Linked DNA regions of Mus musculus: regions 2 and 3 are each linked to region 1. The links are chromatin loops, found by intact Hi-C in ENCODE. Cell type or tissue: left cerebral cortex. All regions are shown on one strand. Links, peaks and the distances in the headings refer to the core of each region. The heading gives the core; the rest is flanking DNA.

What was found. A loop is a pair of places that touch in the nucleus more often than their neighbours do. Peaks named below come from ENCODE experiments on the same cell type or tissue, not always from the same donor. Only the 100,000 strongest peaks of a DNase experiment are listed, where the experiment ranks them.
Region 2: a loop joins it to region 1, with 4 times the contacts of the local background. A loop is called at or near these places in 13 of 42 quality-filtered maps.
Region 3: a loop joins it to region 1, with 4 times the contacts of the local background. A loop is called at or near these places in 13 of 42 quality-filtered maps.

Annotation. Positions count from the first base shown.
Region 1 is chr8:19,154,696-19,161,890 of GRCm38, forward strand. Spag11a (sperm associated antigen 11A) reads left to right here and starts at 3,192. Exons shown (of 2, transcript NM_153115.1): 1 at 3,192-3,304; 2 at 4,562-4,883. The coding sequence starts at 3,250. The coding sequence ends at 4,716. It also overlaps a transcript of Defb14 not described here. In left cerebral cortex, for the core only: a CTCF peak has its summit at 2,990; a DNase peak (open chromatin) is centred at 3,047; H3K27ac peaks cover 1,180 bases.
Region 2 is chr8:18,959,711-18,966,905 of GRCm38, forward strand. The region is part of intron 1 of Gm40464 (a long non-coding RNA gene); the gene reads left to right. Among named protein-coding and RNA genes, the nearest start is that of Xkr5, 12 kb to the left of the region's middle. In left cerebral cortex, for the core only: no CTCF peak of the experiment used is centred there; a DNase peak (open chromatin) is centred at 3,986.
Region 3 is chr8:18,949,684-18,956,878 of GRCm38, forward strand. Gm40464 (a long non-coding RNA gene) reads left to right here and starts at 584. Exons shown (of 3, transcript XR_870173.3): 1 at 584-747. Xkr5 (X-linked Kx blood group related 5) reads right to left here and starts at 1,292. Exons shown (of 7, transcript NM_001113350.2): 1 at 1,193-1,292. The coding sequence starts at 1,250. In left cerebral cortex, for the core only: a CTCF peak has its summit at 4,478 (motif pointing right); a DNase peak (open chromatin) is centred at 4,473; H3K4me3 peaks cover 109 bases.

The sequences.
Region 1 (7,195 bases), core at 839-5,838:
ATCTCCTTGTACTTAGGTCAAGCCTAAGTGGATCAAGGAACTCCACATAAAACCAGAGACACTGAAACTTATAGAGGAGAAAATGGGGAAAAGCCTTGAAGATATGGGCACAGAGGAAAGATTCCTGAACAGAACAGCAATGGCTTGTGTTACAAGATCAAGAATTGAGAAATGGGACCTCATAAAATTGCAAAGCTTCTGTAGGGCAAAGGATAGTGTTAATATCACCAAAAGGCAACCATCAGATTGGGAAAAGATCTTTACTAATCTTAAATCTGATAGGATATACATAATATCCAATATATATAAAGAACTCAAGAAGATGGACACCAGAAAATTAAATAAGCCTAATAAAAAATGGGATACAGAGCTAAACAAAGGATTCTCAACTGAGGAATACTGAATGGCTGAGAAACACCTAAAAATGTTCAACATCTTTAATCCACCAGGGAAATGTAAATCAAAACAACCCTGAGATTTCACCTCATTCCAGTCAGAATGGCTAAGATAAAAAACTCAGGTGACAGTACATGCTGACGAGGATGTGGAGAAAAAGGAACACTCCTCCATTGCTGGTGGGTGTGCAAGCTGGTACTTGAGTATTGAGAGTAGAGGGGGAATAGTTGAAAGGAAAGTATTCAGAGTATGGGGGATAAGAAGGGTGGGTGAATGTAACCACAATACAGTGCCTTTGTACACATTTATATAAAAATAGATCCATTAAATGCCACTAATAAGACAGCTATAAATTTATATTAAAAAAACCCTTTAGTACAGTTTGATAACTTCATGACCTGATTTGAAAAACCAACTTATTGATGGCAGAAATAAATGAATAGCATCCATGTTTATTCTACTTCTCCTCTTCCAGGGTTAAGTCTGTTTCCAGGGAAGAGATTGTGACAGTGACTGTCAAGTGAGAATTGTGAAGTCTATCTGGAGATTGAGGACAGAACTAAGAAATCAATTTCACTGACTGCTCTCTCCAATACCCCAGTACAGATGCAGGTTTGTATGGATACTGTAAGGCTGTAAGGAGTCTAGTCCAGTTTGTTCCTACACACAGCATAGTTATCAGTGTGAGTCTGATCTTCACACATGCATATGGTTCATATCTCTTTTACATCCTTAATCCATAAGTATCCCTTAGTGCAACGACCCATTCTATTTTCACTCATTTTTATGGTTGGTTGATTGAATGAGGACACAGTAGCCATTTCATGGTCCCATTCATCCTAAAGTTATATTATCATTGGTACTTTGGGTTTTTTTTCACATTTTTAAATCAATTCTTGGAAATTTTTGCCCAATTCGTTTTGATCCTAGTCGGCAACTTTCTGTACTTTTACGAAGGACAGAAAGTCCTGTACCTCAGGGACCGATTGCTGGGGTCCTCAGACTTTGATCATTGTCGTCAAGCTGGAGATATCTGATGGACACTTTGTCCTCTCTGCAGACGAAACTCACAGCTCAGTTACACATTATCTGGTGTCATGTTTGACTCTTCTTTTTTCAAAACCCTCTTTTGCTCAGGCTGGAGTTCAAATATGTGTGTTGTAGACTAGTTAATTGGGATGGAGGTCAGTCGACAAGAACATTATGGAGCTGTTATAAAACTGAGGAAGGTTTCCATGTTCCCACTTAAAACATTTCTCCAATATATGCCAAGTCCAGAATAATGTGTGAAGTCTGCTGTTTAGGTAGCAAGGAGGATATAAATGCATATACGCCTACTTACAAACTAGAAGCTACTGGAGGGGCTAATGAGAAACTATTAGAATTTTCATTGAAGTATTGAGGATAGAAGACTTAATTTTTTTTTTACTCTTTGATTTATAGTTGATACACATTAATTATGTATAATGAGTTTGAATATGACAGTTTAATGCATATACACTATATTTTGGTCACGTTCACACCCATTGCTCTCTTGTATCCCCTCCTACTTCCGAACAACTTAGTCTGCTCCCTGATGTCCCACTTTCATGTATTTAACTGGCCTTGAGTGATTTTAGGGTTGCTTACAGACATTGATGAAGGGTTCTTGACAGGAGCCTGGAGACCTTAGCTGTGTTGACACCACTGAATAAGATGTCCCTCAGCCTTCCAGCAACTATTCACTGCACTAGGCTTTGAGTCTCTCCCCTTCTCCTTGGCAGGATGTTGGCCAGCCCAAGCTTGTGCAGGTAACCCCAGCCACTGTGGATTCAAGAACAAATTTGTTAGAATCTTAAGAAAAGCGAATCCAATTGGCCAGAGACTAAAATAAGGACAAAGTAAGCATCTATTTGTTTCAGGTTCAGTAAACCTTCATGGGAAATCTGCCCTAGATTCTACTTCAGAAACACCCTTTCTAATGATTGCTTTCTGTCTCCAAAATCCAAATGGAGTCTCTATTCTGTGCCCACAAAGCCCTATAAATCTCCTCTAGATACACATCAGCATAACTCCAAATCTCTGGAGGCTCCCTGACCCCTCCAACTAACTTCTTCAAGTGGGGGACCCTTGAGGCATCTGAGACGTGCCTTCCTCTTCCATTGTGGACAACATTCTGGCTTCTGACATGTTGGTTTTGCAAATCTGTGAGTTTGGCGTGTTCTAGCTGGCCTTCTGCCGACTTTCCATTCCTGGGGTGTGGCAGTCTTCGTCATGTTTTCCTGTTCTCATTGCTGTGATGGAGATTACTGGTTTGTTTCATGGTGTTGTAATGTGCCACTCACATTTTGACTAGAGACTATGATGAGTAACACTACCCTGTAGGTTCTTTTACACCCTTTTAGGTTCACACGGGACTTTGTTTCTTTGGGCAGATATCTGGGAGTGGCTTCTGGTCACAGGTGTTCTCAACTGAGGTGGATCCTGGCCAGTTGAATACTTTGAAAGCCAAGGATGCATCTCTACTGAGTTGAGTCTCTGTCACCTACCATCTTACCACAGCACCAGGGCTTGGTGCAATGTAGCCAGTTGCCAATGTCCCCAGTGGCAATTTCTTTCTTTTCAGGTTTCACATGCTACAGTGGCCAATTTCTGCCTCTGGGGAATGTCAGAATGCCTGTCTATTTTTAGGTAAAAAAGAGAGAGTAGCTGGTACCATCTGCCCACAGCCTAACTCAGTAGAGCAGATAAATATACTCATTCCACAGTAGCATTCTCCAAAACTATAAAGGTCTCCTGTTTGTCCTTTCAAACCTGGATTAACTCAGTCATCAGTCACACCTGCTTTCCTGCACAGAGAGCGAGCCGTAAAACATGAAAGTCTTGTTACTCTTTGCTGTCTTCTTCTGCTTTGTCCAAGGAAACTCAGGTAAATGTCTTCTGAGCAGCCCTGGAGAAGGCAGGACCCTTTTTCAGTTTGTAGACAGCACTGAGGTGTGTCCAGGTATAAGCGTCTGGCACACAGAGTTGGACCACTCTGAGGCTCAGGGCTGGACCACTTTCATAATGAAGAGGTTTTTTGTTTGTTTGTTTGTTTGTTTGGTGAGAGTTGTCAATTTTACAGCACAAGACATAGAGGCCTCTTTTCTCCAAGACAAATAGAAAGACCTGATTGCAATCTGAGAGTTTATTCAGGACAGAATTACAGCCACACATGTGTCAGAGCGGTAGCTGTGGACAAAGGGTAAGATTACTGCCACGCTGTGAGCAGAGAGGGTATTCACATCTAACGGCACTTCCCTAGTTTTTGCATATAGCCTATTATATCCACAAAACCCCAGATGTACCCTTTAAATGAATTTTCAGATGAGAGAAAATGGGTTACCTTAAGAAAGCTAGAGTCCAGATTCTGAAACCTTTGAATTATTGGCTCTTCGGTCAAGGTGGACTACCCCCACATCGCCATGTCCTCTCCAAACCATGGTAGACGTGATGAACACAGTATCATAAATCAGTCCCTGTCTGAAGTCTGGCTATTGCAGGAGACTATTTTTCTAAACATGTCAGGCATACATTATGTTGCTGTTGCTTTTAAACACAGAGTGTGTTTAAAAAGCCTCTTTGAGGAAGCTCCCCCACCCATCCACCCACTCCCAGCCTAGCCTACTGCCCTGGTATTACCCTCTACTGGGCCTTCTTAGAAGGGTGAAAGGCCTCTTTTTTTCACCGTCTCTTTCCTACAGTGCTTTCTTTCTGGAGACTCTAGTTGGTTATATTTTTACCTAGAAGGCAATACAAGAGACATTTTAATTTTTCTTCTTTTTAATTGTAGTAAGAGTGAAAAATCTGGCCACAAGCTGAGAGGCCTACCCAGTCCTGATTTTTTTACAACCTGAGACCTTCCTCCTGTTATTCTGTTTTCTTAAATGCCATGCTCCCATCCCCACAGTATACTTCTGTCTCCAGGCAGCTGAAGGACTCTGCTGGACCAGGGCCTACAGTGGGCCAGGTGATTCCACACACAGCCTGTCATGCCCTCCTGGAAACACCACGAGATATAAATGATTGCTATTGAAAGCTAAGGACTAAAAACTCAGTGGCACTGAGACCAAGCTTTGTTAAGAGTGGAGCAGATTCTTCACTGAGGCCTGGAGTCTCTGTTTATCTCCCTCTGTTGTATCCACAGGGGACATCCCACCCGGAATCAGAAACACCGTGTGCCTCATGCAACAGGGCCACTGCAGGCTCTTCATGTGCCGTTCTGGTGAGAGAAAAGGGGATATCTGCTCCGACCCCTGGAACAGATGCTGCGTCCCCTATTCTGTTAAAGACAGAAGATAGAAGACTGAGGTTGGGAGATCTGGAATGTGGGGCGCAAGCAACTGAAGGGTGGAGACTTGGAAATGCCCCAAAGGCTTTGAGTATGTGTGGCTGACGGTGCATACTCAATAAACATTTGCTAAATAAATCTATCACCGAGGCAAAGGTCCGGTGAAAGGATTTTATGGAAAAAGGTGTTAATTTGCTATTTATCTACTTTGTCTTTTCTCTGTCACAGGTAATGTCTCTTACATACTCAGGAATAGGGTAAGCAGAAACCAAGCTCGGCTGTAAACGCTGTTTGCAAAGCGACAGGAATGGCTGACTCACTGGCTGTGTGTCCTCTATGGCGTTCAGCACATCAAAGCGGACATTGGCTTCTCTCCTCTTGCTGAGGCCTCCAGGGCTCCTGCTCCATTTCCAGAGCCTTCTCACACTGTCACACCAAAACCTGAGTAGAACTTTGTAGCCTTTCAGCATGGTGACCTTGTTGTCTTATAGAGAATATAGTAAAGGTTCAAACATGGCCATTCTGGGGATTTGAGAAAAATGAAAACAAACAAACAAACAAACAAACAATCCAAAAAAACGCATGAGGCCAATCAAATTGCTCCAAGTCAGAAATCCATAAACAGGACTCTTGAAGTGCCTGTAAGAGTGTTCATTCTGTTACATTTGTCTTTAAATGTTGGCTTGTTAATTTGTGTGTGTGTTGTGTTTGTGTGTATACAGTTTGTTTATGGGTATTATATGTATGGTGTATTTGTGTGTATCCAGTATGTTTATGGGTGTATCTGTATGCTGTGTGTATGGGTGTATATGTATGGTGTATTTGTGTGTGTACAGTGTATTTGTGGATGTGTTTATGGTGTTTGTGTGTGTGTGTGGTGGGGGGGAGTGAGTGTGTACACCTGCTCATGCCATGTGCACATATGGAGGCAAGAAAATTTGGGGATGGGTTCTCTCCTTCCCTCATGGATGTTAGAGTAGACCCCAGGTCACCAGATCTCTGCAGCCAGTGGTTTCATCGGCTGACCCCACCTCCCAAACCCATTCTGCTATTTTAAAAGCATGTGTTCCTGAACACTTAAAGCTCTGCGGGACCCCTTGTGCGAAATTTCCTAACATTGGGGAGTTTGCTGTTCTTCTCTGCAGGCTGTTCCGCTGTGGGGGCAGGAACCTAAGAATTAATGAAAGGAACTAATGAAGGTGAGGGGTGCAGAGGCTCACTAAGGGAAACGCTGAATCAGAGACCACATGCCAAGCTTTCTCCTGATTAGCAGATAAAAATCCTTTCTTTCCGCGTTTCTGCATACTGATTGAATCTACTTTGCTTACGAAATAGCTGAGCCTCCTTCAGGGTTCCTGCCTGGATTCTCATCCCAAGTGACAAAGAACACTCGACATTCTGGCTTGGCCATTCTTCAGCCTCTTCTCAGTGTATTCTTTATTTATTTTTCTAAATATCATTCCTGGAACTGCACAAAAGGACGCCTCCGTCAGACACACCAGCATCTCTTGTTCCCACAGAGAGTAGAACACGTGTGCCCGTGTGAACGCCTGTCTTGGGAGGGCGCTGGCTCCAGGTTCAGCCTCTGCTCTGAGGTTGTGAAACTCCAGCCCACAACAGGAGAGTCACCTCTCCAAGCTCAACAGAACTGGTAACAATAAACCGGAAGTGGCAACGGGTGGCGAGATCAGAGCAGGATCCGGAGCCTGGTTCCTCCCTCGCAGAGGAGGCCAGTGACAGGCGTTCCTGGTCTTAATACTTCTCAAGTTAGAAGAAGCTGGGCTAGAAAGCTGAGGCCCCAGCACAAGACACTACCAGCTTTCCAGGTCAGAATGACCCTGCCTTTAGTGGCTCTGGGTGGGACTCTCCACAAGTAAAGCGATGAGGAAAAACTCCTCCTTCTCCCTCATTCCACCACACATTCTAAACAGGCAGAAAGAGCAGTTGAGAGCCAGGCCAGACGATTTCATAAATCCATATTATATACTCACACTGTAGAATATATTGCTCACTGCACGGCATGTTTTAAAGTGTGTTTGGTTGCTGATTATTTTATTTATGTGGACATTTTTTCATGTAGTTCAGGCTGGTCTTGGGCTCCTGATACTCCTGCGTCCACAAACCAAGAGCTGGGGTTTCAGGTGTGCACCACCACACTGGAGTTATTCGGTTCCTACAAGTGTTCTACTGTAAAAGGTGCCTCTGGACTCTGGAGGGATCAGTTTAGACTGCCTAATGAGTGCCAAGGACAGCATTCATTTCCCTTCTCCATACCATATGTTTTTCTCATATTATCAAATGGAAGCATTTTGGACCTAAACAGTCCTCCCGGCCCAGTATTACGCTAGGTGCTGGTGGGCCGCGCGTCAATACCAATAATAACCACAAGAGGGCGGGCCGTCACTGCTAATGACGGAAGAAGGGCTTTTTGGTTTTGGTTTTGGTTTTAATTTTTATTTTATTTATTTTCTCCACGGAAGCCGGTCGCAT
Region 2 (7,195 bases), core at 1,389-6,388, 190 kb before region 1:
TCCTCCTGCACCATGCCTGCTTGGACACTGTCATGCTCCCATCTTGATGATAATGGACTGAACCTCTGAACCTGTAAGCCAGACACAATTAAATGTTATCTTTATAAGAGTTGCCTTGGTCATGGTGCCTCTTTATGGCAATGCAAACCCTAACTAAGACACAAGATGGTAGACTTTAAGGTTTCAAAAGCCCACACTAGGCCCAGTCTCTCTCTGTGCTGTTATTCCAGCACATGTGACACCATGATAAAAATAGACTAAATCTCTAAACTGTAAGCCAGACCCCAATTAAATGATTTCTTTTGTAAGTGTTGCTTGGTCATAATGTCTCTTCACAGCAATAACATAGTGACTGAGACAAATCTCTATATCAATGACTGGAAAGATCTCATACCTAACCTGCAATAGCACAAGCCCGAGGTGTTTCCCACCTCCCCCATATCCCCAAATCATTCATTTCCCCTTTAAAGGTCAACTTAGAGTTTTGATTGGTGGAATGTAGTGTGGTATCACTAAATCAGTCTTTTCAGTTATGATAGCTTGTGGTGTGATGTTTGAGTGTCCATCCTTTTGGCTTCTCTAAGCTTTATTTTTTTAAACTATTTTTAACTATGTATAGATAGGTGTGTGTGTGTGTCTGCATGTGAATGTGTGCATGTGACTGTGGATGCCTATGGAGGCCAGAGGCATAAGATCCCCTAGATATGGAGTTACAGATGGTTGTGAGCTGCCATATGGGTGCTGGGAACTGAACCCTGGCCCTCTGGAAGAACAACAGATGCTCTTAGTCTCCAAGCCACCTCTTCAGCCCCGGCTTTAGATTTTAAAAATATACATCATGACTCAGTTTGGTTATCCTGCTGTGAGCAGAACTTGAACATTTCCTTGTGCCCAGCTGAGTGTACACACTGTGTAACCAGCAGCTTCATGTTCCTCCCCTCCTCCTGATGCTACCAACCCCACCTTTTTCATTTTTTTGAAAAATTCATACACGTATAATTCTATCTTGAACATATTCACCCTTACTCCTTCCCTGTAACTCCTCCTCAAACCTCCAAACACATCTCTTTTGCAATTTCATGTCTTCATTTTTTTTATTATTATTATAACTCACAGAGTGTAGCAAGTGCATCTACTGGGCAGCATGGAATCTATTAGTGGCCACTCCCAAAAGAAAGAACTCACTCCATCCCCAGCAGATCCCTGCTTAGGCTCCTTAGTTTTGGTTGAGGTCTTAGAAGCCTGTTCCCAGTCCTTGCTGGAATTTTTTTTACTGGCTTGATTTTGTGTGGGTCTTGTACAGGTAACCACAGATGCTGTGAGTTCATATGTGTACCTGCCATGTCACATCTAGAGGAGAGCACCTCACTGCACGCCTCATCCCCTGGGGACATTCTTTCTACCTCTTCTTTCCTGACACTACTGAGCCTTGGGATAGGGATTTGGTATCAATGTCCTATCTTACACTTTCTGTCTTAGTTAGGGTTTCTATTACTTCAACAAAACATGACCAAAAAGCAAGTTGGGGAGGAAACGGTTTCTTTTACTCACAGTTCCATAGAACAGTTCATCCTCAAAAGCAGTGAGGACAGGAACTCAAGAAGGGCAGGAATTCAGAAGCAGGAGCTGGTACAGAGGCCATGAGGGAGTGCTGCTTACTGGCTTATTGTCCTTGGCTTGCTCAGCCTGCTTTCTTATAGAACCTGGGACCACCATCCCAGGGATGGCACCACCCACAATGGGCTGGGCCCTCCACCATCAATCACTAATTAAGAAAATTCCATACAGACTTGCCTACAACCTGATCTTATGGAGATTTCTCCTCAATGGGGGTTCCTTCCTTTCAGATAACTACCTAGTGTCAAGTTGACACAAGAGTAGCCTACACACTTGTTATGCTCAACACTTCAAATGGCTATGAGTTTTTGTATTGGTTACTACCTTCTGCAACAGGAAACTTCTCTGACAAAGATTGGGGCATCAAAATCATTATGAAGCATAAATATTTAGAAGGCAGTTTAACAACATGACTACTTAGCAAAATATGGGCCCATTGGGGCTATGATCTTTCTAGCCATGGGTTCAATTACAGTTAAGAGAGCTGAAGTTTATCCTTATAAACAGGATTATATAAGTTTTGTGTTTGTATATCAGTATTGTAGCATGGTGGGTCTAATGTTGGTTAAAAGTATTGATGTATTTCTTCCACAGCAGCCTAGGTGGCTCTTTGCATCACTTCTTGATTGATAATTAATGTGCGAAGGTCCAGCTCACTGTGGACTATGCCCCCTCTGGGCTGGTGGTCCTGGCTGTTCTAGGAAAGGAGGCTGAACAAGCAATGAGGACCAAGACATTAAGCAACAACACTCCATGGCTTCTGCATCAATTACTGCCTCTAGATTCCTACTTGATCAGCTTTAGCTTTTGCTAACCTTAGCAGGTGTACTGATTGGGAGGAATGGCTTCCTCTAATTAACATGACTTTAGTGTTCTGGCAAGCTAAAGTTTTATAACTTGTCTCTAGTTCATGCCCATGAATAAGGTCTGTGAATTTATACTAAAGTTATAGAGTTTGTTAACATTGTTGGGGAGTATCTGGGTTGTGTTCCAGACATCTGAATTTCTCCTCCATGGCCAACCAGTACAGGGAGGGGACTGGAACATGTGGAGGAGACATGGCTTTGTTTATAGAAGTAGGTCTATTGACCACTGTGACCACATACTTGGACACTTCCAATGAGTTTTGAACTAACCCTTATATAAGCTCCAAAGGTCCATCCTGCCCCAGGCCTCATTTGATTTAGCTCGAGGCTTTCACAAAACTCATTGATATTTAAATTCCATCTTGGACTGTCTTCTTTCAATACCCCACCATAGCTTGGCCTTTAAGTACCTCTGTAGGTTCCATGGGAGTCAATGGCCAAGATCCATCCCTGGAGCTGCCAATCACTGGCCATGTGACTCAGGAATTGCTATTTATACTTAATTTTTCTCTCTGGAACATCATAGGGACTACTAGAACGTCTTGTAGTTTTCATTCTTTTACTCATTCCTACATGCCAGAGGTTTACCTAGTTAGGGCAGTTCACGGTATGTGATGGTTAGTTTCAAATGTCCCCTTGCCACAACCTAGAACAACTTGTGGGGAGAGTCTTAGTTGAGGAATTGTGTACATCAGTTTGGCCTGTGGGACATATTTCTCAGGGATTTTCTTTATTATTCAATAATGTAGACAGGCCCAGCTCACTGTGGTTGGAACCATTTCTGGGGCAGGCACCCTTGAACTATATAAAAAAAGCTATAAGGACAATGGTTCCTATTGTACTTCTTTTGCTGTGAAGTGAGTTCTTTGGTTAGAGGTAACACTGAGTAGAATAACAAGAAATCATTCCTGCCTTCAAGTTCCTGTCTTGCATTCATGTCTTGAGTTCCTTCACTGATGGGACTGTGACCTGAAATTTTACTCTGAATAAACCCTTTCTTGCCCTATGTTGCTTTTATCCAGTCAGAGTATTTTATCACAGCAACAAAAATAAAATATGAATCTAGGACACATTAGTGAGTGTCTCAAGTATAAGCTATACATCCACTGGGCTGACAATGATGTGGGTACTATGCTTTGGGATAAGGGTCTGTGAGTGGAGAAGCAGACCCTGGTCATCTTCAACTCACTGTGGCCAGGTAGGAATATCACCAAAGCTTCTGTGTTTTCAAGAAAAGGAAAGACTTAAATGATACATGTGGTGGTTTGGGTAAGAATGGCCCCCATAGACTAATGTGCTTGAATACTTGGGCCATGGGGAGTGCCAATATTAGAAGGTGTGGTCTTGTTGGAGGAAGTGTATTACTAGGAAATGGGCCTTGAGGTCTTAAAAGTTTAAGCTAGTTTTCTGCCTGCTGTCTGCAGCAGATGTAGACTCTCATCTCCTCCTCCTCCTCCTCTTTCTCCTCCGCCTCCTTATGTCTATTTTTATGTATCTATACTTTAGTAGAAAATAAAACTGGAAACTCAACAAGTTTTGGGAAATTAAAATTGATTTGCATGGCTACATAGTGGTCCTTGAGACTCAGTAGAAATCTTTATGTTTAGTTCAGAAAACAATGAGAAAGCTCGTTCCTACATTAAGGTTCTGACCAGCACATGAGTCCCGTGGACAACGCTTTACTTCTTAGTGCCCTTCCTTGAGGTTACCCTAGGACATTTCAGACATCAGTAGCCCATGAGCCTTTGGGGCTTTCAGAGCCTCTCTACTTCTCCCTGGAGATAAGCTATGTCTTTTAGTTTGCTATTTCTAGAAAGTGGATAAAGCATACAGTAGTGACAGGTGATACTGATGTAATGCTATTTTCTAGGTTCTGGATGAATTGATTTGATGATTAGGACTAGTGGCACCTTGTCTGCAGTAGGCGGCCTTCTGAGCTACTATCCCTTAACCCTGTGACTATCAAGTCACTGTGAGTAGTTTGTCTTGGTTAGAAAGCTGGCTTTCTAGTGTGAGGAGCCTTCCTGTAGGATGAAGAGAATCATTCCTACATCGAAAATGTCTTTCACATTCAGAACAGAGGTGAGGTGCTGAAAGATGCAAAGGACTGTTTGAGGCTAAACCAGCATCTCCATCTCTGTCTGTCCTAGACATGCATAGCCATAGAAACACAGACCAAAAAAGACAGATGCCCAGAAATACATAGAGATGGATTTACTGAGACAGACTGAGGCAGGCACACAGAGGTAGATACTGAAGACCTTTGAAGAATGCTAGGTAAGACCACTTATTCACAGGATGTTATCTTGTCATTTTGCTCCCTCATGCCTAGGACTAGTTAGCATCAGCTACCCTTGGTCCCTATATTTCCAGCCTTGACACATTTTTCAGCTTCTTTCCAACCATGATCTTGGAGCAGCAGAACATCAGAATCAGTAAGTAGAGCTGCACAATTTCCACATGGGCCAGAGTTCAGAGAAGATGGGAGTTCTAGGCTGATGAGCAGCCAGTGCCACCCCAAGGCCTGATTGTGGCTGTATTTATAGGCATCAGGATTGCATGCTACCAAAGATTAGGGAATCTTTGGTGACATTGGAATCCAGAGTATATCTCCTATGATCAAAATTACTGTCAGTTGTCATAAGTTATTTACAGTCTTGCGGGTACTGTATCTCAGTATGGATGGATTTTGTGTCATTTTGGGTATCCCGAGTTGTTGTCTCATGCCTGGCTTACTTTGTTCTCAAGGTTAGGGGGTACTGAAGGCTTTCTGGCAATGAAGCTCATAGTATGATCCTCACTGTTAAAAATGATTATGATTATGTAAATAGCATTTTACATTATCAGTATCAAGCAGTAATTCCTGGTTATGGGAAACAAACAGGGGAGAGTGTGTAAAAGGCATTAACAACCTTCAGAGTCATCAAGAGGTCACAAAAAGTACGAGTCAGTTGCCAGGAACAAAGTTCAACTTGTGCTATAGAACTGGTTCAGTGAGGAGTTCCCATTGCATGAGAAACCAGAACATACACAACAGCAAACACTGCTACCACCAGCCGAATTTCACTCTGTACCAAGGCATGTACCTCTCAGATCTTTTGATACATTCATTATACCACTATGAGATGGAGGAAGGGAGAGAGGAGAAGAGAGAGAAGGAGAAAGAGGGAAAGAGAGGGAGAGAGAATGAGAACACAGAGAAAAGGATGGGGAAAAATTTAAAGAATTGAAGAGACATGGGTGGAAATAGAGACATGGACTGAAAATAGATTGATATCCAGAATTGTAGAGAGACAGATTCACTGAGACAAGAGTGTGGCAAACATATAAGAGCAAAGATTGAGCAATAGAGACAGAGTCCCCTTTCTTCCTGTTCCCCTCCGTCCCTCCCCCCTCCCTCCCCCCTCTCTCTTTCTTTCATAAAAAGATGTGTATGATTGTAGATGTGCATGTACCATGGCATGTGTGTGATCACAGACCACTTTTGGACATGGGTTTTCTCCTTGTACTGTGGATTCCATGGATCAAAGTAAAGCTGTCTGGCTTGCACAGCAAGTGCTTTTACCTGCTGATCTATCCCACAGGCTTAGTCCTTTAAGCAACAACAACAACAACAACAACAACAACAACAACAACAACAACAATGAAACAAAAATCCCTATCATTTGGCCTCATGATACATGTCTAAACTTGATAATTGCCCTGGTAGTAGAGGAGAGGAGTCTCAGTCACAAGTTAGATCACAGGAGAGTCTGGGAAAGAAAGCCCTTTGGTGTTCATTCAGTACCTTGAGAGGTTGCTTGTGTCTTTCACGGAGCTCTACAATAGCAAATTCCTTAAACACACAACTTAAGTCTGGTGAACCAAACCAAACTGGAAAGTTTATTATTCTCCAGGTCATTAACTCTTTTATTGTTGTTTCTAGAATATTCATTTTTCTCTCATATATATGAAGAGGTCTTTGTTGGTTTGGAGTTGAGAAGTGAGAAGCATAAAGTGGATTCTATCAACACATTTTCTGGGATACAGTTGAGCAACCAAGACTTAGAAAAAGACTGGATAGGTGATTCTATGGTGTCATGCAGGGACCACTAGAAGGAGCTCGAAAGCGACAGCCCTAGAGGAGTCCTGAGGCTCTGGACCTTAGGGTGTGTTGGATTTCAGGGGATAGTACTGGCTAGGTTTAGAGCATCTATGGAAGGTTTAGCACAGAGGCTTGCTAAGCTTTCTGGAGACACAATTCCCTTCAAAATTGTGAAGACGAGTGGAGTGAGGTCTAATCGTGGGGATAAAGAGATACAATCTCAGATTTGCTGCTTTCTCTTGTGCTGTTTGTATCCCTGTCCTTCACTGAGGCATTTAGCATAAGAACTGGGCTGTCCAGGAGATTATACCATCTTTTCCTTTTCCTACTTTTATAACTAGAGACATTTCTGCAACCTAGTGTTTATTCCTTTAAAACTGGAATGACATTATCATTAGGCAGTTGTTATGTAGCTGAAGCAAGACAAGAACTAAAACCCCACAGAAGGCAGCTGCTTGGCATGATCTTTCATATCATGAAATGAAAGGAAATTCTGTCCCAGAAAGGGACTTGGAGAATTGGAATTCCCTGCTCTCAGTCTAGTAGATGCTTGGTTCTTACGGTTATGCTTGTAGAGCTCCAACCACCCTCTGACAATTTTTGGGTTCATTTCTCACAAGATAACCCC
Region 3 (7,195 bases), core at 1,432-6,431, 200 kb before region 1:
AGGTTTAGAACTCACCACGTTCATCCACCCCCAACCTCTTCATTGGCTTGGATTATACGCCTATGCCATCAGACCAGGCTCCACCTATATAACCTCGGATGTCAGCGAGAAGCTGTGTTGGTATTACTGATTACTGAGGGGGATTGTGGAGGGTACTCAGGGACCCTTTCACACTACCGTTGTCCTGAGTTTTCTAGGATTACCAAGGAATGTAGATCAGTAGGCACAAACCTCACTGCTTGGAGGCAGAGCCGGGAACCCATCAGCTATGGGAAGAGAATAGCCACTATTCCTTTCTCAGTCCCAGGTTATGTTCAGTGCACTGACAAGCTTCCTGCTAAACATCCATTCTTTTCCTGTTGGAAAGCTAGGGGACTAGGCCACTATGGGCAACAGTGTACTTCCTAGTCTCTTAGGGCCTAAACTAGCGCCCTTTGGGATTCTGAGTGGGTGTTGGGGACGGGAATCTGCAGGGATTATTCTGTAAATCAGAGGTAAATTTCAGAGATACCATGTCCAAGAAGGGACGCGGAACCTTGTTGGATCCGGATGGTGGAGTTTCCCCAGGGACCGGGCCTTGTAGGAGAGTGGCAGAAGTGGGCGGAGGCACTCTATGCCAGCACTGAAAGGGTTACAAATTCAAACGCGAAAGGCGCGAAAACTATGGCCATCTTGCTTCATCTCCGCTACCCACAGGACCCTTGTCTTCAGTAAACCAGCGTTCTGCTGTGTCACAATCTCGAAAGGGTAACCAGTGTCCTTTGGGATCCCACCCCTCCACCTCTCCCAGCTCTTGGATCGCATGCCACCCCAGCCCGGAGCCCGGGTGTCCAGGGAGCCAGGGCGCCTCACCAAGTGCTGGCGCTCCAAAGTAGCCTCCTCACGCAGCTCTTTGCAGAGCACCAGCGAGAGGAGAGAGAAGGGACTCAGGGCTCCGGGTTTGGAGTATGGGGAGGATCCATGCATGGAGGGATGTCTAACTGGATGGAGGAAATCATGCATGGTGAGGGGATCACACAGGGAGTGCTCTGCAGGCTAGGACGGGAGATCATCGTGCGTGCACCGGCGCAGTGTTCGCCGCTTGCCTGCCTGCCGGAGGAGGAGGAGGCACAGCGGTGGTAGATGTGCCCCGCACACTGGGTTGGAGTAGGGTATTGGAGGGGTGAGCACTCGCGGGCTGCGCCTCACTCACGCGCGCTTTGCTCGGCCGCCTGCAGCAGGGCAGAGAGCCCCAGGAGCCCCGCGTGCATCTTCTGAGCTGCTGCTGCCTGTGCCCGCCCCTTCCCCTGCCCGGGACCGGGTTGGGGAGGCTTCCGGCTTGGGGCCCCAAGACAGGAGGCTTTTCTTCCCAGTCAGTTACCAAGTTGCTAGTAGGGTTGGGGTGAAGGCGGGGACAGGGGGCAGGAGGAACCGACAGGTTCTTAGGGGGCAGTCTCGCGGTCTGTGTCAGATTTGCATGCTGTCCCAGCCTCCTAACGGCTGTAAGACACAATGGGTTTGTTCTGAAGCGAAATGGGTTAGTCACTGGGTGGTCATAGTCAGCGGGTTTGCTCAAAACAGAGTCCACTTAACTACTAGTCAGAGTGGTGTATGTGTGTATGTGTATCATGGGAGGAGGAATTTGAAAAGCTGATTGGGACTTTTGAAAAATTTCAGTTGTGTGTCCAGAAAAGGGAAAGGAAACACGCCTAAAATGGCATCTGAGCCTTTAATAGCCGCTTTGCTTTCAGACCTTTCTCCCAGGTATCCTTGAGGGGTTAATCCAGATCCCCCAAAGCCAGAAGTAAACCTTCCCACGGAAAGTCTTTCTGGGAGATGGGAAAGCATCACCCTGACATTTGTTTCGATGTAGAGGTTACACAGGACTGTGGACGTGGGGACAAAGATTGTTCTGAATCGTCCATGCCCAGCGGAAAAATGTTTTATAACCCTTGAGCAGGCGTGGCAGGAAATTACTAAGTAGAGGTCAGGCCTACAGCGATTCTGCCCCATAGAATTCTTGCGAAGGAATAAGAATACACAAATTAGGACTGGAAATAAATGCTGTTCATGATTAGTGATGGGTGGGGAACATTTCAATACATTTCTCAACATTTTTAGCCTTAAAACATCCCACCACACTCCCCATCCAAATTCCTAGGTGTACGGTTTGAGAAATAAAAACATATTCTATATTTCATTTGTTAAAAACAGTCCAAGGCAGGCAAGGTGGGGGATCAGGACGTTGGCTGCCTCTCTGGTCTGTCTTGTGTGCTGTGTCCAGTGTGGAGGGACATGGCCCCCCAGGTTCAGAATCCTATAAATGGAGATCGCAGAAGGGTCAGCTGGAAGACACAACTGGGGATTCCAGCTGGGATATTCTATCTGATTCTATTCTATTTGATTGGCTGTGTGGCAAAGGTGGTTGGTTCATAATCACACCTCCTGTGCCACCAGCCTCCCTTCTCTCTACCTTTCTTTTCTTCACAGCACTTATCCAGTTACGTTTCCTCCTTGGCTAATGTGTTATCTTTTACCAGTCTGCTATGGCAGGAGGTGAGGTGCCTTCATTAGACTAATGACACTGTCTCTAGACCTGACTCAGGGGAGGCTCTTGTGAGACAGACTTCCTGGAGAGACAAAACATGACAGATAAAAGCAATGGCTGCACCCTTGTCCAGCTTGGTGAACCAATGAGTATTTACTGTGGTGACTAACTGGAGTGGGGGACTCATTACTTACAAGGAGCAGGGATGTCTCAAAAGCAGCGGCAACATCAGAGAGATCACCCTGACATGGGTTTAGATTTCTCCTGCAGGCTCCACATGGCATTAGACCAGAAATGCTGGTATTCTCTATCCTTCAAGCTGACTGGGGAAATCTCGCCTGGGTAAGGTAGATGCGTTGAGAGATCCTTTATAGTCTCAAGATTCCCACTCTTGGTAAGTCCCAGGCCCTGGCTGATATGGCCCGATTAGATTGTTGGTGGCCTCTCTGGAGAATAATCCAGCTTCCCAGAGAAGACTTCCCTAGGGTAGGTAGAACTTCTTACGCACAGGATGTGTCTGTGCTCAGGACTAAAACGGGTCCTAGAATGAGCTAGGAGCTGCCTGTGATAGGCCATCCATCTCCTTGTTTCCCACAGGACTGCTTGTAACTCTGAAGGTTGCTGATTCAGGCCTCCCAAGCAGGGTATGTCCTCCTGCTGACCCCTCAGGCACAGGACCAGCTCTTCTCTGTTCCCTTTAAATCCTGCATCCCTACCTCTCCTGTGTATTTAGTTGGTGCGGAGACTTTCCTGCCATCATAAAGGTCAGGGGAAGAAGGCCATTGTAAGTGTTGGCAAGAGATGGTAGTGAATCCTTATGGTTCCCACAGGGCCCAGAGCAGAGGGAAAGGGGGAGGGGGAGGGGGAGAGGGAGAGGGGGAGGTAGAGGTAGGTGGAGGAAAAGAGGGGGAGGGGGAGGGGGAGGGGGAGAGGGAGGTAGAGGTAGGTGGAGGAAAAGAGGGGGAGGGGGAGGGGGAGGGGGAGAGGGAGAGGGGAGGTAGAGGTAGGTGGAGGAAAAGAGGGGGAGGGGGAGGGGGAGGGGGAAGGGGAGGGGGAGAGATCTCACTTGGTATGATATGAACGTGGCCTCTCTGTGAGAAGACCTTCCTGTAAGCTAGAAATACTTTCAGCACAGGTGAGTTCTTTATGTGCTGATAAAACATGGGAAGTGGAAGATGCCAGAATCTGCCTGTGAATAAGCCCTATGTATGACAGGCTCTTACCCATGTGTCTCAGGGGACAGCTCACAGATTCGGAGGGTTGCCACTTTAAGCCATCGAGCTAGGATGTGCTCTCCTGGTGTTCCTTCATATCTAGGACTGTTAGTCATTTCCCTAGAACCGTCAGTCATTCTCCTGGAGCCTTGTACCCCTGGCTTTGACAGGTGTCTCAGCTTCTGTGGGACCTGGGTGACCTGGGAGAAGAGTAGCCGAACAGCAGGATCAGATAGTATCGGAATCTATCATTTCTACCACGTCTAGGACGCAGATATGAGGTGCCTGTTGGACAGTGGTGTTCCAAAGCCCTGTGTTGGCTGTATTCATATGGATCAGGAATGCACAGTTTTATAGCTGTGCATGATATCATATGATATTGCAATGCAGAGTGAAGTCCTCAGAAGCAGCCCTCTGTCCCCTGATGAGTCTCCAATCCTGTGGGCAGCATGTCTTTACGGTTAGATTTGCTTTTATCCTGGATACTCCAGGTCAGTATCTCCTTCCAGACCTGTTATGTTTCCAAGTCTGGGGTGTTTGTGTAATTCTGGCAAGGATTCCCACAATAGGGCCCCTCCTGCTCCAGGGGAAAGAACATGACTGTGGAGGGTCAGCCATCAGCCAGTTTCTGTGTGCGTTCAGGCCTGTGCTGCACAGGGCTGTATAACTTTCTTCCAGTAGGGGTCTCAGCAGCTTCATTTTTGCAAACAGACTTGTAATCCTTGAATGGTTTCAGCTCAGAACGCAAACACCCAGCATGGCCAGCAGAGGGCAGCCGCGCATCCCATTCAGAACTGTAACTATAGTTGGTCATTCCGTTAGTCACCACAGGTTCTCGACGATTCCACGTATTCCCCCTACTTGAAAATAATATTTAAATCTATCATTTGAGAAGTCCATCGTGTATGCGGTGCGTTTTCATCTATCCATTCCTATTCTATCTAACTTCCCTTGGATGCTCTTTCCCATGTTCACCCCACATTCATGCATTTAAAACTCGTTAGAATTAGCCCACTAAGAGCAGTATGCACATGGGTTTTGGGTTACCTCTAAGGATAAGGACAAACCACCAGTGGCACATCCCCCAGATAAAAGCATGCTCCTATCTCAGCAGCCATCAATTACCCCAGCTCCTCGGTTAGGACTTGGCCCCTGGGACCTTTCCTTCCAGGCTCAACTTTTTACTAGGACGATCTTGTTCAGGCTGGGTGCAGGGAACAATAGCTGTTGTGGGCTCACAAGTGCTATGGCCCTGTCATGTCTGGAGCACAGCATTCCTTAGTGTCATCTCCATTCTTTGGCTTCCATGGTCTTTCCGCCCCTTTTCCGTAACAATCCTTGAGCTTTCTTTTTCCTCCCTCCCTCCCTCCCTCCCTCCCTCCCTTCCTTCCCTTTTTTTTTTCTGTGTAAAAGCGTTTTCCTTTGAGATACTCACAGTCTCCCATTTTCAATTTTGTTTTGTAGTTGGTGCTTTTGAGTTTAAGACAATGCGCTGGCTTTCTGTAAGCAGAAACATCTCTTTCTGTTTGCCTCTCCTCTAACAGGTTGAGGTTTATATTCGAGTATCTCACCCAACTTGATTTTGTATTAACATATGAATCCAGACAAGTACTGCGGGTCTGAAACCCAGTCTCTGGAGTTCATGCTGTGATTGGCTGAATTACAATGTAAAGTTTTGACTCTAGTAACACGAGGGTACTAACTAGGAATCAGTAGGGTTCTAATGTGTGGCTGATAGGCAGGGGAAATGTCTTATAACGACCCCAGTGAAGCTTACAAATACCTTCTGAGAGTTTCTGAACATTTAAAAGATTTAGGGGACATTGGTTTCTTAAGTTTCTGCCAGGAGAACCAGCATAATACATGCATCTGAAAATGTGAACTCTCTTTGCCTAAGGAGTTGCTAATCACCATTCTGCAGCAGGTGCCAGGCAGGCTTTGAGTTTCTTGGGGACATTCCTACCAGATACCTATCAATATTGGACTCCCATCAGTCTCCTCAAAGCGAGACACACAGTGTGACCAACTAAGAGGTGAAGAGTCCTCTAAAGAGCTGATTTAATTTCCTAGCAAATAGAAAGGTAAACTGGGAGCAGCGTGTGGGAGTGGGTCTTATGTACACGGGGCAATGGAAATAAAACAAGAACCCCAGTTCGAGCAGGTCATAATTAACAATATTGGCCTAGTTTCCACCCATTCTCCTTTTGATATTGTATCTCAGTGAGGTAGTCCCTGCATTTCTGTGCTTAGTTGTTTGGACGACACATGGAGTGTTGGCTCTATGTGCCCACTATTGCAAGTGAAACTGTCATCTCCCTTGGTTGACATGGGGGTTAGGGCACCGAAGCCTAGAGTTACTGGAATGTGATAGTGACTATCACACTCACTTCTCATATCTTTCTACCTCGTTCTTCCAGGAAGTGTCCCCAGATGGTCCTTTTATAAATGCAGGGGAGACACTACCCTATCAGCATCTTTGGAGAGCACAGCAGTGGTCTTTGTAAGTCACATCTTACGCAGAGGACTGTGGCCACTGACATCTGTAGCCAAAATGAGATGGGTGAGCATTTGGATCTCATGGCCATGGGGCCTTGTGTCAGTGTGGAGCTTTCATAGGTGAGGTAGATGTGGTGACTGGGGTTGGGCCTAAGTAAGCCTGAAGTTACATGCCAGTCATAGGCAGAAGTAGCCTATTCCCACATTACTGTTTCCACACTATCAGCTTCCATTTCTTCTTTCCCAGAGTAGGGTAATCCAGGCTTGTTGAATTGCCCATAATACATAGTGACAGCATCTTTGATCAATGGTGATCGATCCTTCACTGAGCAGCCATTGCTGACTTATTTCAAATGCTGCAAAATACCCACACTTTTTAGAACAGAATTGAAATTCACAAAGAACTCATTTTAGCCACAAGAAGGTGTATTTCAAAGAATGGTTGGCTTTATTGAGAGGGTGATTGTGAGTGCTCTACATGGCCTTTTGAACCTTTCACATTATTTGCAGAACTGGCTTGTTCCTCTAAGACAAGGCACTAATTTGCTTTTGAAATGCATAGCATGGGTTGGGGTAATATTTTCCTCTGATATTCTGTCAATCTTTAGCAAGGGATACAAAGGCCAGGATGGCATTAGAGCCCATAAGGAGGGAAGAGAAACATCCCAACTCCTTTGTAGTAGCTGCCGTGATTTTTAACACATGTAACAAAGGCAGGAGAGACGGCTCTACAAAGCACACAGAGGATTTTCTCCTTTAAGGAGGTTTTGAACAATTAATTCGTGATGCTCAAAAGGAAATGAGACCCATATAGAGTGCAGTCCCCAAGGATAGTAGTATGGTTCAACAGCCATATATGATACAGGATTATTATATTGGAAAGGGCATACATAGTTCCTTTTCAAGTTTGATCCATTCAAGGCATAGTCTTACTTATAGCCTTGGCTGTATTCCACCT